Linked DNA regions of Mus musculus: region 2 is linked to region 1. The links are chromatin loops, found by intact Hi-C in ENCODE. Cell type or tissue: left cerebral cortex. All regions are shown on one strand.

The links. Peaks named below come from ENCODE experiments on the same cell type or tissue, not always from the same donor. Only the 100,000 strongest peaks of a DNase experiment are listed, where the experiment ranks them.
Region 2: it touches region 1 in a loop (4-fold over the local background); 2 of 42 quality-filtered maps call a loop at or near these places.

Annotation. Positions count from the first base shown.
Region 1 is chr6:32,304,482-32,312,481 of GRCm38, reverse strand. Plxna4 (plexin A4) reads left to right here. Exons shown (of 32, transcript NM_175750.3): 4 at 1,890-2,021. Among named protein-coding and RNA genes, the nearest start is that of Gm13850, 200 kb to the right of the region's middle. In left cerebral cortex, no CTCF peak of the experiment used is centred here; a DNase peak (open chromatin) is centred at 3,109.
Region 2 is chr6:32,182,755-32,190,754 of GRCm38, reverse strand. It overlaps Plxna4 (plexin A4), which reads left to right. Exons shown (of 32, transcript NM_175750.3): 22 at 5,193-5,461. Among named protein-coding and RNA genes, the nearest start is that of Gm13850, 75 kb to the right of the region's middle. In left cerebral cortex, a CTCF peak has its summit at 6,773; a DNase peak (open chromatin) is centred at 6,772.

The DNA of each region.
Region 1 (8,000 bases):
AGTGAATGCAAAAATGGGGCTCTAGGACATTGAGGTGTTTCCACTGCAGGGGGAGCATCACTCTGCAGAGCCTCTGCTGGCTTTCCTGTTATTTGTTTTCATGAGCATAATGGGAAATCAGCAAAGAGAATCCTTCATTTCATTTCTTTGTTCATTTGAAAAAATAAATGCCTGTCTCGAAAACCAAAAATAGATAGATAGATAGATAGATAGATAGATAGATAGATAGATAGATAGATAGATAGATAGATAGTGGTCAAACAATCAAACGACCACAAAATCAGCTAGCATCCAAGTTCAGGGAACTCATCAGAAACAAGAGAGTCTGCCGATCTGATGCATTATTTGTCACCAGTTTTGTTGTCACTTTCTATCATTTAGTTCCTCTGAATAACTCTTTTATTCTCCTTGATCTCTTAAGAGGTTGAAATTTATAAGGTAAAAATTAAAAAGGTTACATAATGGACAAACTCAGAATGTAATGTGTTCTCTAGTTTTGTTGTTGAAATCACTAACATTTCCCCACAGATACCTTGTGAAACCTTCTATTAGCAGTATACCATCAAGTCCTCTGATCCCAGAGCTCTCACCTAGCTACATCCTCAGGAGTGCTTGTCCCAACTTGCATAGATGGTACCATTCACATAGGGCAGTGCGCCTGCTGGATTTGTGCACTTAAACTTCAGATGGCTCTAGAGACTTGGGCCAGAGGCCAGAGGCCAGATGAGCATTGTGTACAGTTGGGAAGTCCAAATCTTTTCTAGGTTTATTTTCAGTGATGGTGTGGGTGGGACATCTCTTCTGGTGATTTCCAGATTGTCTAAATATTTCTAGGAAGGAGTTGGGGGTGGCCCAGGGATTATCATTAGATAATAAAATATCCTTGAAAGGTTGAGGATGGCTCATATCTGAGGCACAATTTTCTGTGATTTCCTTCAGTTGAGCCATGAATAGAACTTCCCAAGCTGTCTCAGGACTGATCATCTATTCTAAACCCTGAAGTGTAAGCTGCTGGCTTTTATGAACCAAAGGAGATCAGAGATGTGCAGCTTCTGGGATTGACTCCTCTCCCAAAACAGAGCAGTGATATCTTGGTAGAATTATCAGTGACTAAGCTCATATCCATATATCAAAAACATTTCTGCTAATAAATGTTAGCCCTTCTCATGCAGGTTGATCCTCTGATCTGAAGCTGCCTCAGTTACCCAACCTAGACCCTTCATCGTGATACCAGCCCCATACTCACCTCTAAAGGCCAGCACAGCCTCAGCGAACTGATCCTAGGGCATAGAAAACCAGACTCTTTACAAAGCTCATATTGGTCACTCCCCTCCCTTCTCTGTGAACTTCCATTAGTAGATCGCAGCAGGCTTCTGACACTTAAGTCTTTGGTTTTGGACTCTAAGCTCTGCAGAAACAGAGCTCTCTACTCCTCTTGGCTGTAGGGAGTGTCTCTAGGCTGAAGCTGGGTTGTGAGCAATACAAAATCTAAACTCATTGTAGTAGGTTGGATAAGATGTCCCTCATGGTCTCAGGCATTTGAATGTCTGATCCTCATTTGGTTGTGTTATTTGGGGAATCTTAGGGAGTGTGACTCTGTTGGAGGAAGCATGTCATAGAACCTGGCCTTTGAGTATGAAATACTTCAACTACTGCTAAGTTTGTTTTCTCTGCTTCATGTTTGTGGTCCGAGGTGTGAGTCCTCAGCCTCCCACTCCTGCCACCATGTCTACCACTTGCTGCCATGCTTGTCATAGATTCTTATCCCTCTGGGGACCATAAGCTCAGATAAGCTGTTTCTTATATAAGAAGGTTTGGCTATTTTTATCACAGCAACAGAAAAGGAACTGATATATTGACCTCACCTTTCCCCTCTCTCTTCTCTGCAGATCCGGGTTGATGGGCCCAAGGGAAATGCCCTCCAATATGAGACTGTGCAGGTGGTGGACTCAGGACCAGTCCTCCGGGACATGGCCTTTTCCAAGGACCACGAGCAACTCTACATCATGTCAGAAAGGCAGGTAAGGCTGTTGAGCTCTGCTCGACATTTGTCTTGCAACTAAATACTAGCCCGTGGCTCCATAGAAACCTACAGGAGCCAGCTGCAGAAAGGTGATTTGATTTATTTGGCTCAGTGTGTCTCCCTGCACTTATACTGCCTGGGGACTGGGACTGTGTATGTTGTAGTGGGAATGGAACATTTGAAATATGAAAATATCCACACGTCTAGTACAAATTCACTGGCTTCAAAATGATGATGTGGATAGGCTCAAAGCCAACATTTCCTACTTTGAAGAAAATCTCAAGGGCAGAATCCCAAGTTCTCGGTCAGATTTCCCCATGCAAAGGATAACCACTGATCAAAAGTCACATTTCTGGTCTGAAGAGGTTTGTGTGATAGCAAAGACTTGGTGTAGTAAAAAACCTCAGTGAGTATCACAAAAGAGCCAGGTAGATGAAGGCTTGAAAAGCATTCAGTGCAGAGAAATGAGATGATACATCATGTGCTTCAAGCCTTCTTGTCTACCTCCAAATTTGTGGAACCTCTAGAAGGTTATATGAAAGCCAGTCTGTGAACAGTGAGCACACAGGGATGGTTGCTGGCGAAGACTAAAGGACTTTGTAAGGTTAGGTTTGGTTCTGGAGCTTAGTCACATGCTAAGTAAATTGTTCATGGGTCCTCAGTGCAGACAAGTGACCCATTTATAGCAAGCAAATGAATATTCCCCTGAGCAATTCCATATAATTAAAGGTGTTTCCCATAGTCCTCTAACTCATTGCCCAGAGTGTTACATTCTACAATATATCACGGAACCCCCAAGTGTGACTAGGCAATGCTGCACCTCTGCCCTATTGTTTCTAGGGGTTCATATTGGAAGCTGTCCATTTAGCTCATGAATATAGATGCCTTGGTACTGAGTGACAGAGGCAGTAGCCATGAGGGACAGCTCTCTCTTTTATTCATCTTCATTTCTGGGCCTGAACTCTCTGGAGGACCCTGCTGACAGAGTCTAGATTGTTCTGCCGGTCCCAACTCCACAGAGTGAGGGATATGAATTCCACATTATGCCACCCACAGGACTTGTGCATTATGCCCTGGAAGCCTACAGCAGCCCCGCCCTCCATAGGAGCTTGATGACATCTTCTCTCAGTGTGGGTCTCTGGATCTGCCAGCTTCAGCAATACAGGGATTCATTGTGGTGTCCGCTGGAATCTACCGTGATTTGAGGATGGTGCAATGTTTTGCTCTGGGGTTGGATACAACTGACATGGAATGAACAGCTGGTGATGAATCCATCTTCCTGTCTGCATTTTTTTCTTTTCTTAATGTGATTCCCCATTCTTTACTCTTTGCCTAACTCTATGGCCATAGGAGATGGGGAGAAGAATGGCTTTCTTAGATGGAATTGAAATTTTTAAGAAAGCCCAACATGAATTACAACATCGAACATATTTCAACATGCCTTGCCTGATCTGAAACCTGGACTTTCTAAACCTAGCACTTAAAACACGAAAGGAGTTTAAAAGATGTGACAGCTAAATGCCTAGTGTGAGTGATCAGTCCTCTCTGGCAACTCTGAGGGTGAGCATCCCTCTGCCTTTGAAGAACCCAGCTGGCGACTTACTTGTCTCTGTGTTCTAAAGGTGCTCCAGTTGTCTCTAGTGTGCTCTCTCCCCACTCTGATTTGGTAAGGTGTTATGCTGGGAACTTGATTATGACATATTGGACAGGAAAGGAAGACAGGAGTGAAGACCAGTTGCCCATCCATTTTGGAATTGCCCTTCACGGGGACGGAACATGAAATCCAGAGGTCTCATTGCCTATGTCAACACTGGTATCCAGTGGGTTCCTGGATTCTTTGTGTAGCACATTAGTTAAGGGCACAGGCCTTGGCACCACAATATCTGAGTGTATTAGTTACTAGTAACTAATATGACCATATCCCTGACAGGAATAGCTTAAAGGAGATTTTTTAAACTCATGGTTCAAGGGATATAGTCCATCACGGAAAAGAAGACTAGTGTAGTTCAGTTCATTGCAATTGGAGCTTAGAGTGGCTTATTTATAGTGGGGTATCAAACAAGAAAAACAGAGCACAGGCTAGATGTGGGGTTAGGTTATAATCCTGAAAAACCTTCTCCCAGTCATTTTTTTCCCCACTAGCTTGGCCTCATGTTCCAAAGAGCTCAGAACCTCTCACACCAGCACCATCATCTGAGGGCCAAGTGTTCAAACACATGAGCCTGTGGGAGGTATTTCACACACAAACTGTAATGCTGTGAATTAACCCTTACGCTTCTATTTGCTAAATGTAGTATCAAGTAAGTTCTGGAGTTCATAAAAGATCAGCATCCTCTACTATCTAACAGCCAGAGCTCCAAACAAAAAGCAACATGACATATATAGCAAGCGTAGCCATGAGATTAATCCCTGGATTTCAAGGCAGACCTACCCTGTCTGACTAGTGTCCCTAGACACTTTGAGTTCCATCTTCTGATTTTCTTTCTCTCAAATGTGATTAAAACACTGAGCAAAAAAGACTTTGAGGGCTGGTGAGATGGCTCAGTGGTTAAGAGCACCCGACTGCTCCTCCGAAGGTCCGGAGTTCAAATCCCAGCAACCACATGGTGGCTCACAACCATCCGTAACGAGATCTGACTCCCTCTTCTGAAGTGTCTGAAGACAGCTACAGTGTACTTACATATAATAAATAAATAAATTAAAAAAAAAAAGACTTTGAGGAGGAAAAGGTTCCTCTCAGTTTACAGGTCACAGTCCACCATTGATGGAAGCCAAGGCAGAAGTTCAAGGTATGAAGTGAGGCAGAGATACTGGAGAAATGCTCTTACTGATTTGCTCTCTATTGTTTGCTCAGCTGGTTTTCTTAGGCATCACAGAACCTCCTGATGATGGCTGGCACTGCCCACAGTGGGCTCCATCCATGTACACCAATCATTAAGATCAACAACAAAAACCTCAGAGATGCAACCATAGGTCAAGCTAATGGAGGCAGTCCCTCTATTGGGTTCCCTCTTCCAGGTGACTCTACTTTGTGTCAAGTTGACAAATAATTAGCACACTCCCAGTCTTGGCTTTGTCATCTGTAACCTAAGCATGACAATGATGAGCAGCTTCACTTGAGAGCTTGAATAACCCAAGAGTAACATGTACTAGTCTTCAGATTACTATTTTTTCCTATAAAGAGAATAAAGACCGAAATATTCCAGAAGTATGTGAATTAATAATGTGAAATACCAAGGAGTTAGTTCTGAGATCTGCAGCCTTTTCCCAGAAGTCCTCATCTAATGTGTAGTTGAGGATCCATGGCCCATATGGGCTCTGTTGCATCATCCAACTCTGCTGTCTTGACATAAAGCTGCCGTTGATAACATAAAAATAAACAGCTGTGGCAGTGCACAGTGCTACTTCATTCATAAAATGTGTAGCAGGCAATAGTTTTACAAAACTTGAGTCAGTCCTTCGGTGGCAACACATTGAAAGATTCCCCTAGCACTGGTGGAGCTACCGTGTAAAGAGGCTCAGAAATTCAAGAAGCAAAGACGTCATCTATGAGCATCATTGCTTAGAAAAACCAGGCTGTCTTTGGATTATTGTTTCTAAGGTCCCTCAACCTCCTGAACTTCCTGTTACCTCTGTGGTTGCTGCTTCTTGATCACTACCTGGTGCCTTCTCTTTCCTTTATCCTTTTAGTGTTATATTATCATTTAATGATGGTAGGCAGTCTCATGACTTCACATCTCGTCTGATGCTCTCTAATCAGCCTGTCTAATATAGCTACTCACAGATATTGCCATATAGGTACATTCCATACACTTTCAACTTAACATGCCCAAGACCACATTTCTCATATTCCTCTCTAGCATTCCTCATTTGTAGTAATCTCTATCTTTCTTAATAGCAACCAAGTTATTCAAGCTAAAAACTTTATAGACATCCTTAACTTCTTTTTCAACCCATGACTCTACATCCAACATATCAGAAAAATTATTGATTCTTTAAGATACTTATAAAATATGATAATTTCCCTTATCACTGCTACCACTCTGGATCAAGACTGATATTTTCAATAGACTTTCTTTATTCTTTCTGTGACCACCATTATTTTCCCAAACTTTTCAAGGCAAATAACCCAATCTCTTAAGGTTTAAGTTAAAACATGTCATTTTACCAGCACTGACAAGGACCCAGAAAGCCTGTGAAGTCCTTCTACTCATGTCTGAAGGTTGTTTTTTGTTTGTTTGCTTGTTTTTTAAGAGTATTGGGTATCCCACCTTGAACTTGAATTTGCTATGCTAAGATGTGCCACTCTTCTAGTTTTATTCCTGTTGCTGTAATAAATCACCTAGACTAAAAGCCACTTAGGGGAAAAGGGAGTTGTTTGATTTACAATCCTAGCTTCTAGTCCATCACATGGGAATGTCACAGTGGCAGGAACGTCAAGTTGCTAGTCATATCTAGCAAGTCTAGACCAGAGATATAAAACTAAATACATGCTTGCTTGATTTCTTGCCAAGATCCCAATTTCTGCATGCTTACATAGTTTAGGATCTTTTGAGTAGAGAATGGTTCTACCCACAGTGGGTTAAGTCTACCCATGTCACTTAAGGAAGTCAAGATTATCTCTCCATGAACATGCCCATAGGTCAACATGCTGTAAACAGACCCTGATTGAAAAATCTTTCCCTAGGTCAGCCTAGATTTTGTTAAGTTGGTAATTAAAGCTAACCATCACACCCACCATTCCTAGTGATACTTTTTATGCTCTATATTCTAGAATTATCTGAACTTATCACCCTCTATCTCACTCTTCTCTCATACCAACTCTGCAGAATCAGGGAAGGGTGAGTAAGTGTTCCAGACAAAGAAATGCTCCTGATGACAGTCCTTTGCTGTGCCAGGCATGCTCATATCTGGGTCTTTGTTCTTATGATCCTCATGCCTGAAGTTGCCTCCAGGCATGGAACCCCAAGGCTGACTCTCTTCCAAGTGTTTGCTTCCAAGAGGTTCCCCTGAGATCCTCGGAAAATTTCAACCTGCTCTCCACAAGGTCCAACTACTACCAACTCCCCATCTTTATCTATTTCCATCTAGGCTACTTAGTCTCTTCTTATGCATGCCATGCACAGTATTTACTTGCATGTCTTTCTCCTTTAGAATGTAAACACTAGGAGAATAAAAATGTTGGCATTTCATCATTTAAGTTCATGTATGACTGGGCACCCCAGTCATAAGCTCATGCATTTGCCAACCTCTTGAGAAAGCCTGAGAAAGTTTCCCCTTGGCCATATGGTGAGAGGCTCAGACAGAAGCATTAATTTTGAATGTATGCAGCATGAGAACAGAAATGTTATTATGTTTTATCTTTTTAGTTCACTTATATATCATAGCCCTCTAGAATAATATCAGACACATAAGAATGTAGTACATATGTGTTAAATGGGTAAGAAAATAAACAAGTTGAGCTCCTCCTGGATTCTACGGCCTTGAGCTTCTTGTTTCAATTATGTTACTCTGACTTGTTCCCCTCACTGGACCCTCAAAGCTGACCACAAACCACCCCAGGGTCTACACTTTCCAACCTTATTAGACAGGCAGACTCACTCTTACACCTAGGGCAATAGCAATCTGAATCATAGCCCACTTCAGGGTTAAGAACCTGTGTCAGAGGGAGCTGGTAGTGGAGAATGCCAGCCATGATTCACCACATTTGCCGAGAGAGAGAGAGAGAGAGAGAGAGAGAGAGAGAGAGAGAGAGACTCTTCCACTCTTCTTTTGAAGCTCTTGAGATTGTGGCAGGACAGTTGCCTAATGGAACTTTTGGTTCTGGTGCTGTGTCTGATGAAAAAGCAAGAAGGAGGCATCCTGGTGAGCAGTGGAGAGAGAAGAGAGACTCTGGAGGCTGCAAGCAAGCTAGCTAACTTCTTCTACCACTGGTGTTTTTCTGTTCCTCTTGGCAAAAAAATCCAAGTTCTAGACT
Region 2 (8,000 bases), 120 kb after region 1:
CTCATTCACAATCATGCTTATAAGCACCCATGTTTCTCCACACTTGCTTGTTGGATGATGCAGGTGTGTGTGTTTGTGTGTGTGTGCGTGTGTAATTTTGAAATGAGAGAACAGGAACCTATCTCTTAGAGGAGCTCTCCCTGTCCCTCTGTCTGATAGACACCGTGTAGCACTTGCAGAGACTACAAGCAATGTCCCTACATTCTCTCTGGCATGAACCTGTGGTCTCTGTCAATGCGTACACCTGTGTGCATTCGTGTGTATACTTCTACATGTGTCATATATGCATGCACAAAGACACTAGCTATCTCAGAACGCTATCAATTGCCTTGTTTGGAGTCTTCATCTTCCCTCTTCCCCCTTCTACTCTTCTCTGTCTTTCATCTTTCCTCATCATCAGTTTAGTTTACACCCAGACACCAGACTACTGAAGACATAAAAGAGCATGTAAGTCCCTAGTTCAGAGAAGTCATGTGGTGAGCAGATAGGTAGGTCATTGTCTATATGCATTGAGTGTGTTACTCATGTATAGGCTATGCAGTTCACTTTATGGTCTGACTTCCTACCAGGTGGAGACTCTGGCATAGAGTATTACTGTAGGAAACATCTGAGTAAAGGACTGTCTGTCTGTCTGTCTGTCTGCCTGACTGTCTGTACTAGAAAGGAAACAGTACTACTAACAAGGGGAGTGATGCTCTATCTGGAGGCATCAGAGGGAATAAGCTAAGAATTCAACCAGGATAGGTATATAGAGTTATTTTTCTAGTTATTCTATTTCTTAGTTATTCTATTTCCCAGTTAGTATATTTCCTAGAAAATAATTCTATATACCTAGTTATTCGCTAGTTCAGAATTCTAACTCTCCATGAAGATGTAACTTTTCAATGCGGTTTTCTAAGCCCATGTCAAAATAGGGCCCAGAAATCAATTTTACTGTCCCTACATTAGCCTGAGTCTGTGGACCTTATGTGGTCTCATGCAAACTATTATTTGGTTGGTTTCCAACCAATTTTTGCTGTGGAAAGTTTCTCCTTGGTGTTCTGAGGGTAAAGGACCGCCCCCGTTGTTAAAAGGTGTGTTTTCCAACCTTTCAGCTGCATGGGACACATGCACACAGTGGAAAGTATGAAGCAAGAGGGTCACCTTGCTTTGGTTCATTGGAGTCCACATGAGGCAAGTGGAGGCATTTGAGGAAGAGACTTTCCTGGCCCTAACCACATGCTAGTGCTTTAAAAACACAGAGAACGTCAGTCACACACTCCTGGTCTTAACCCATCACTGGCTCCTAAATTCTAACCTATTGGGTTACAATTAAATTTTACTATCCAGTTTTATATGCACAGAATTCAACTAAAGTGGAGAACCATCTGGATAATAAAGAATATTTGGTTTCAGAATGACTTTGACCAGGGTCAGGAGAGGGTGGCAGAGTATGCAAGGGTGTTTCTGGATACACTTCTCCAAGATACTTCACCTCCATCTCTACTCTCTATTGAGTGGAAAGAGAGAAAGTGTCCACTTCCAGCACCAATACAGACAGTGATGTGTGTTAGATATCCTAGTGAACAGAGACAGACAGAAAAAAACACAACAACAACCCTGCAGTCCAGAGATCTAAAGAGGCAGGCAATAAAACCACTGCTGATTCTGTGCACATAGCATATGCCAATTACTTCACTACATTATCTTATTTAATGTTCATAAAGCATTATGAGACAGACCCTCATACTCTCATTTTATAAATAAAACAATAGACTCTGGAGGGGTTGGAGTTCTCTTCCACACCCAGTTACCATGTTTTCTGATTCCAGAGCCCAGGTTGCTGACCACAGTACCTTTCCTGCAGGAGGCTAGCCAAAAATGTCTCACCCTGGGCCCTGGCCAGGTACTTGCTGGCCATAGGCATATGACTTTTTTAAGGTGCAAGAGCAGCTGACACAGTAAGTTCATAATGGGTCTTCATGGCATAGGGTGACACATAGCTGGCACAGTGACCTCTCTAATTGCTGAACTGTCAATGTCCACCCTTCCCTTTGACAGACAGTCTGGGAATCTCAGTGACTGTGCAGACAGAAGGCCGAGTTGGCTTCAGACAGCTCCTGAGTCCAGGAATGGGGTAGACATGGTGGAAGGTGGTGGGGTGGGGCTTGAAAATGGAGCACTGCCCTTTAGCAGTAAGGTGGCCTGAGGACACGTGTGGTCATTTCTCTGAGGACCTGAAGGTGTGAGATCATTAGAAGACTCCATAGAAAGCATGCACTAACGTGCACCATACACAGAGCCCAGGAAATAGCATTTTCGGTTACCTTTAGTTCAAGTAGCAGAGGAATCGTTCTGAGAAGAGGTGGAAGGAGCAGAAATAAAGCATCACCTTGTGTGTGAGCGGGTGGTCACGGGTGTGGAAAGGAAGTCAGGAAGAAACAGGCAGGCAGTAGATTAACGCCTGAGCTGTGGCAGAGGGAGGCTACCATGTACTCCTTGCCAGTACTACATCAGCTCTCAAGGGATTGGGGAACTAAAGGAGCCAGGTGTAAGGTAAGCCAAGGCTGTGCCCTCTTGAGACAATGAGGAACTAAGGGAGTGGGGTTATGATGAGGGTCAAGTGAAGGCCAGGTTGGCTGGCTGGTACATAATGTATCCTCTTGGTTCTGTCATTCTCCTGTTCTCCTGTCTCTGTCTGAGAATTGTCCTCCCTAGGACTAATAGTGCAGCCAGAGGAATGACAAAGGACTTGCTTTGGGTGCAGACAGGCTTCCTCTCAGATTCCAGAATCTCCTGCCACCAGGAAAGCTTGCACAAGACCTCTGCCATTCAGAGGAGATGGAGACCCAGTGTGCCCTCTGTAGAGGAACCAAGCACATGGGACTGGCTTCTAGCTGACAGCAGCCTGCTGCCCATGCCTCTGCCTGAATCCAGAACACAGGGGTTTCTGAGTCATGGGAAGAATGTCTATTTCTACTATCGTCTGTGACTTGGGGCCAATAGGCTATCTCTATCTGCCTTTCTCAGTCCTTGCCAGTTGAAACATGGGGGACAGCAGAATAAAATAGCTGCTCTTTGTGACTCAGCCATACATCATACTCAGTTCAACAGGCCTCTCATGATTTGTCTGAGCCCATGTAATGTCCCCTGGCTAGGGTATGTCTGGGTCCATGGTCTAGTTTGGAGGAGCCTGAAGAGACTCTTGTCCTCATGTGGTCCCAGAAGTCCTAACAGATCCTGCACCCTAGAGTTTTGTGTGGACAAAATGAATGAATATAGCCAAAACAGTCCAAACAGGACTTGGCAAAGAGGAAAGTCCATATACATATTACCTCTTCCAACAACTGGACTTTTCTGGTGAAAAAAATTGACAACTAGTAAATGGCCAGGATTGAATCCAACCCAGGCTTGACCAACTAAAACCATGTTCTTCACTGTGACATACATGGCAGTCCTTCCCAAAGACCTGGGAGGCTGGGACATAGCTTTTAGGTTGCCTCCTTGGCACCTCTGTTAGTCTCACCTCCCTCAGCATATCCCCCAGGACTGAGCTCAAGAGGACAAGCACTTCTCAGCATTCCACAAAGGCACAAAGGCTCCCTATGAGGTCCAAGCCCAAGAGTTTTTGTTTTTTTTTTTTTGTTGTTGTTTTTTTGTTTTGTTTTGTTTTTTTTTTAGCAAACACACAGAGCAGAGCTCATGCATCACTGCTCAGCACAATGACTGACAGGTTCCCAAGACAGCTGATTTGTCCCACCCATCAAGCCACTGTTCAGATCAAAAGGCAGAGCAGTACCAGCTCTCTAGGTGTCCTGTGGCCCCCTCCCAAATGCCCAAGAAAACCACTTTCTGACTACCATTGAGTTATCATCCCTGTCCCAGTCAGTGTTTAAATAGTGCTGTATGAAGAGTGAGCCTGCTCTAGTGTCTGTCTTCTACATTCAGCATTTATCACTTTGCTATGGCTAGTAGTAGGTCATTATCAGGACAATGGAGCATCCATCCGTTCCCTTGCTGCTAAGCATCTGGGAGACACCAGCCTGTGGTTCCTCTGAATAGAGAGCCCTTTCTGGACATCTCCGTCCTCCATGCTCAGCTAAGTGGCTGCCATATGGCTTTCAATCTGATTGTACTCTTTTCCCAAAAAACCTAACCTGAAGAGAGGAAGGTTAAGTCCCTCCTCCCCTGGACTAAGAACAGCATGGTGCTCCTTAGAGACCACCTCTCCCTTTCCTAAAGTAGGTCCCGTTGGGTTCCCTAAGAGATAAATGAACTTGTGTAAGCTTACAATGTGTGGAGGTGACAGAGTCCGGGGGAGATCCAGTCCTCTTGATGGTTTGACCATAGAACCTTTGGAGTCAGAGGAGGAAGGTGGATGTTAGTTTAGCCGGGAGCCCTGGCCTGGTAATTCCTCAGGCAGGACACAAACCACAGCAGTTGTGGCCTCTCAAAGCTCCAGAGAATTAAAAGGTGCACTGGGACGCAGGCCTGCGTTAGTTCTGCATCACCATCAGGAAAGAGCTCAGCCTCTAGAGTCTAACATTGGGGGGTTCAAATTCTATTCCTACTTCTTGTGAACTTCGGCTAATTCTCCTGGTCTTAGCGACTGTGTCTCAAAACTGCAGGTACTTAACTACTTTGCAAGCCATGATGGAGGTTGTCTTAGTCAGGGTTTCTATTCCTGCACAATCATCATGACCAAGAAGCAAGTTGGGGAGGAAAGGGTTTATTCGGCTTACACTTCCACATTGCTGTTCATCACCAAGGAGGTCAGGACTGGAACTCAAGCAGGTCAGGAAGCAGGAGCTGATGCAGAGGCCATGGAGGGATGTTCTTTACTGGCTTGCTTCCCCTGGCTTGCTCAGCCTGCTTTCTTATAGAACCAAGATTACCAGCCCAGAAATGGTCCCACCCACAAGGGGCATTTCCCCCTTGATCACTAATTGAGAAAATGTCCCACAGCTGGATCTCATGGAGGCATTTCCTCAACTGAAGCTCCTTTCTCTGTGATAACTCCAGCTGTGTCAAGTTGACACATAAAACCAGCCAGTACAGAGGGTAAACAGATACTAGGCCCCATCATGCATGACAACTGAGAAGGACTTGGTTGTGTTAGCCGGATCAACTGTGTGCACAATAGAGGGGCCTGTTCTTCGGGCAGTTAGCGAGGCAGCCAGAAGCTCATGTTAAGATCCCAAATCTCCCCGCAGGTCCCAGGCTACCGGCAGGAGCGTGTGGAGAAAGGACTCAAGCTCTTCGCCCAGCTCATCAACAACAAGGTGTTCCTGCTCTCTTTCATCCGCACTCTGGAGTCTCAGCGCAGTTTTTCCATGCGCGACCGAGGTAACGTGGCCTCCCTCATCATGACGGTACTTCAGAGCAAGCTAGAGTATGCCACTGACGTGCTGAAGCAGCTACTGGCTGACCTCATTGATAAGAACCTGGAGAGCAAGAACCACCCCAAGCTGCTGCTCAGGAGGTGAGAAAGGCCTACGGTGGCCAGCTGGGGTCAGAGTATCCCCTACCCCAGCCCAATCCTAATGTACGGCTCGTGGAAGCCCTCAGGTTCACCAGGCAGGCTGCAGAGGGATCAGCTATGTTTCCTAAGGGTGATGCACTGACCTGTGAGAGGCCACTCCCACATGTTACCTGGGTGTCCACAGCCCAGTTCATCCTGTACCTGCTTTCCATTATATTCCTGACCTTCTGAATTGTACCATTTCCCCTGTCATTCTGGGTCAGTGATCAGTTAGGCCACGGCCTGGCCTCACCTAGGCCTGGACTAGAAGTAGAACAAGACCACAAGCTGCCCGTGAGCCCGTAACAAGAGCAGAATACAAGCATATAGACAGAAAGCTATGTAGGCCTCTGCCAGACCTGATGGGGACCTACATTTTAACAGGGAACTAAGTAAGTAATTAAAAAGTTCCCATTTGAGAAACAGGAAGTGAAAGTCTTAGGACAACTGACTCAGTGCAGCCCAGCAAACAGGTCCTGACCCCTGCCATAGGCACAGGACTTACTGCTGGACAGTCAGATGCTGTTAGGTGTCCTTATGCCTGTGGCCAGTCTCCTGACACAAGCAAGTCAGAGTAGGAGTGGTTTCTTGCGGCTCATGGTTTGAGGAAATACAGGCCATCATGGTGAGCAAGGGATTGGCAGCTTTGTGTCCAGTGGTTTGCTTCCTCCTGCCAGGCCCCATCACTTAAAGGTTCCATGACTGTTCAAAGCAGTGTCACCACCATCTGGGGACCCAGCGTTCAAACCTGTGAACCTGTAGAAAATATCTCCTTTGAACCATAACACATGTTTCTACCACATGTTTTGAAAACTCACAAGGTTAGACAAGTGTCAGCCCTGTCTGCCCTGGGACTTTGACTTGGTTAGAAAACCGCAGGTACTCCATTCTCGGCTTGCTCCCCTTGAACGATGAGCATATCGCTTCTTAGTTATTAATCCAATGTCCAGCCCTGTGGCACATCTGCAGTTAGAAAACACCATGAAAAACACCTGTCCCCAGCTTTCTGCTCAGACCACCCCATCCCACCTGACCTCTGCCCCGTGGTTTCCATGTCAGACTCCAGGCCTCTCAGGATTGCTCACCGGTGACTGGCAGCCAGATAGACTTAGTTTTCTGAACAGTTTGCTCTGGGATTTCTCTGGTGGGGAGGGAGGGCACTTGTGCACACAGCTGCAAAAGGCTCCAGTGCAGAGGAGAATCCCACAGCTCTGCCAGCGGCAAGGTAGATAATTTTGATTTTTGTTTTACTTTCGCTGTGTAGCCACCCACTGGCATAATTCTAGGGTTGCCGCTGCTTGCTAGCACTCCCACTGACAACTTCCTGGCGTGGTCTCATGGTCTCACTCTGGGGCTCTGTCTTCTCTCCTTATTTTCTGCTTGTGCTCCCGGATGCTTCTGCACTGTTGTCCCACCCCACCCCCTGCCACTTCCTTCTTTTCTTCTTGCCACTGGCTGCCCCCCCCCCCAACCTCCAACATTCTTCCTTCTTTCCCTTCCCTGGCTTCACTGCCAACCAGCAGCTATCTGGACACCTGGAGATTTCAGTTAACAACTAACAACTGTGTATTTAAATCCACCAAACCTATCAGGATGGGCTAATTTGTCTCTGGAGCTGGCCATGCTCTCAACCCAAGTTTCAACCTAGGCTGTCCACTTGCTACTGGCCCCATTTAGCTACTGGGCACTTGAAATACGGCCAGTGTGCATCCTAAATCAACAATGCCACCACAGCATCCACTTTTCCAAAGAAAACAATAAGAAGGCTTGCATTGTGACATGTTAGACTCAAATAAGTATTGCCTGCTGTTGCAGCGGCCTTTGAGGTAGGACAATGCTATGGCCCTCCTCTGTGTGGCTGCCAATGCTGTGGGTCTAAATAAGGCAGCAGGATTTATATGGAATACCTGGTCTCTCTATTGTGATTGACTTCCTATGTCCCGCTACAGATTCCTCTTTTCTTCCTATGTCCCACCTAACTGGTACCCCCTTGTTTCCTGTTCTATTTCTCCTTTCTTTCTTATCAATAGGGATGTGCCCATCAATGCATTCTCAAATTTTTCTAAGGCTGTTCCATCCAATAGGAAAACTTCTACCACATATAATGACTCAAATCTAAATTCACTAAATAAAGTGTGTAAACTTCAGCTCCTCAGACCCACTAGCCACATTTCAAGTGTTCAGGGGCCACGTGTGGCAAGTAACAACTGGACAACATAGGTGAGGACCTTTGCCATCACTGTGAAGTGGTATAGGATGGTACAAAGAAGACCCCCACATAGGCCATATGCATGCCCAGATGCCAAGATCCAGATTCCCAGACAGAGCTCTGTTCTCAGCCCCGGAGCCTGGCAAGCTATAAGATTCTGCTGTGTGTTAGGTTACCAGACTCTGAAGTCTGTAACATGCTGGCAGGTTCTCCCCCATTCTATCCAGCCCATGGCCTCTGACCAATCACCTCTTGTCTTCTTTCTCCCATCCTCTCTATGACTGATACCAG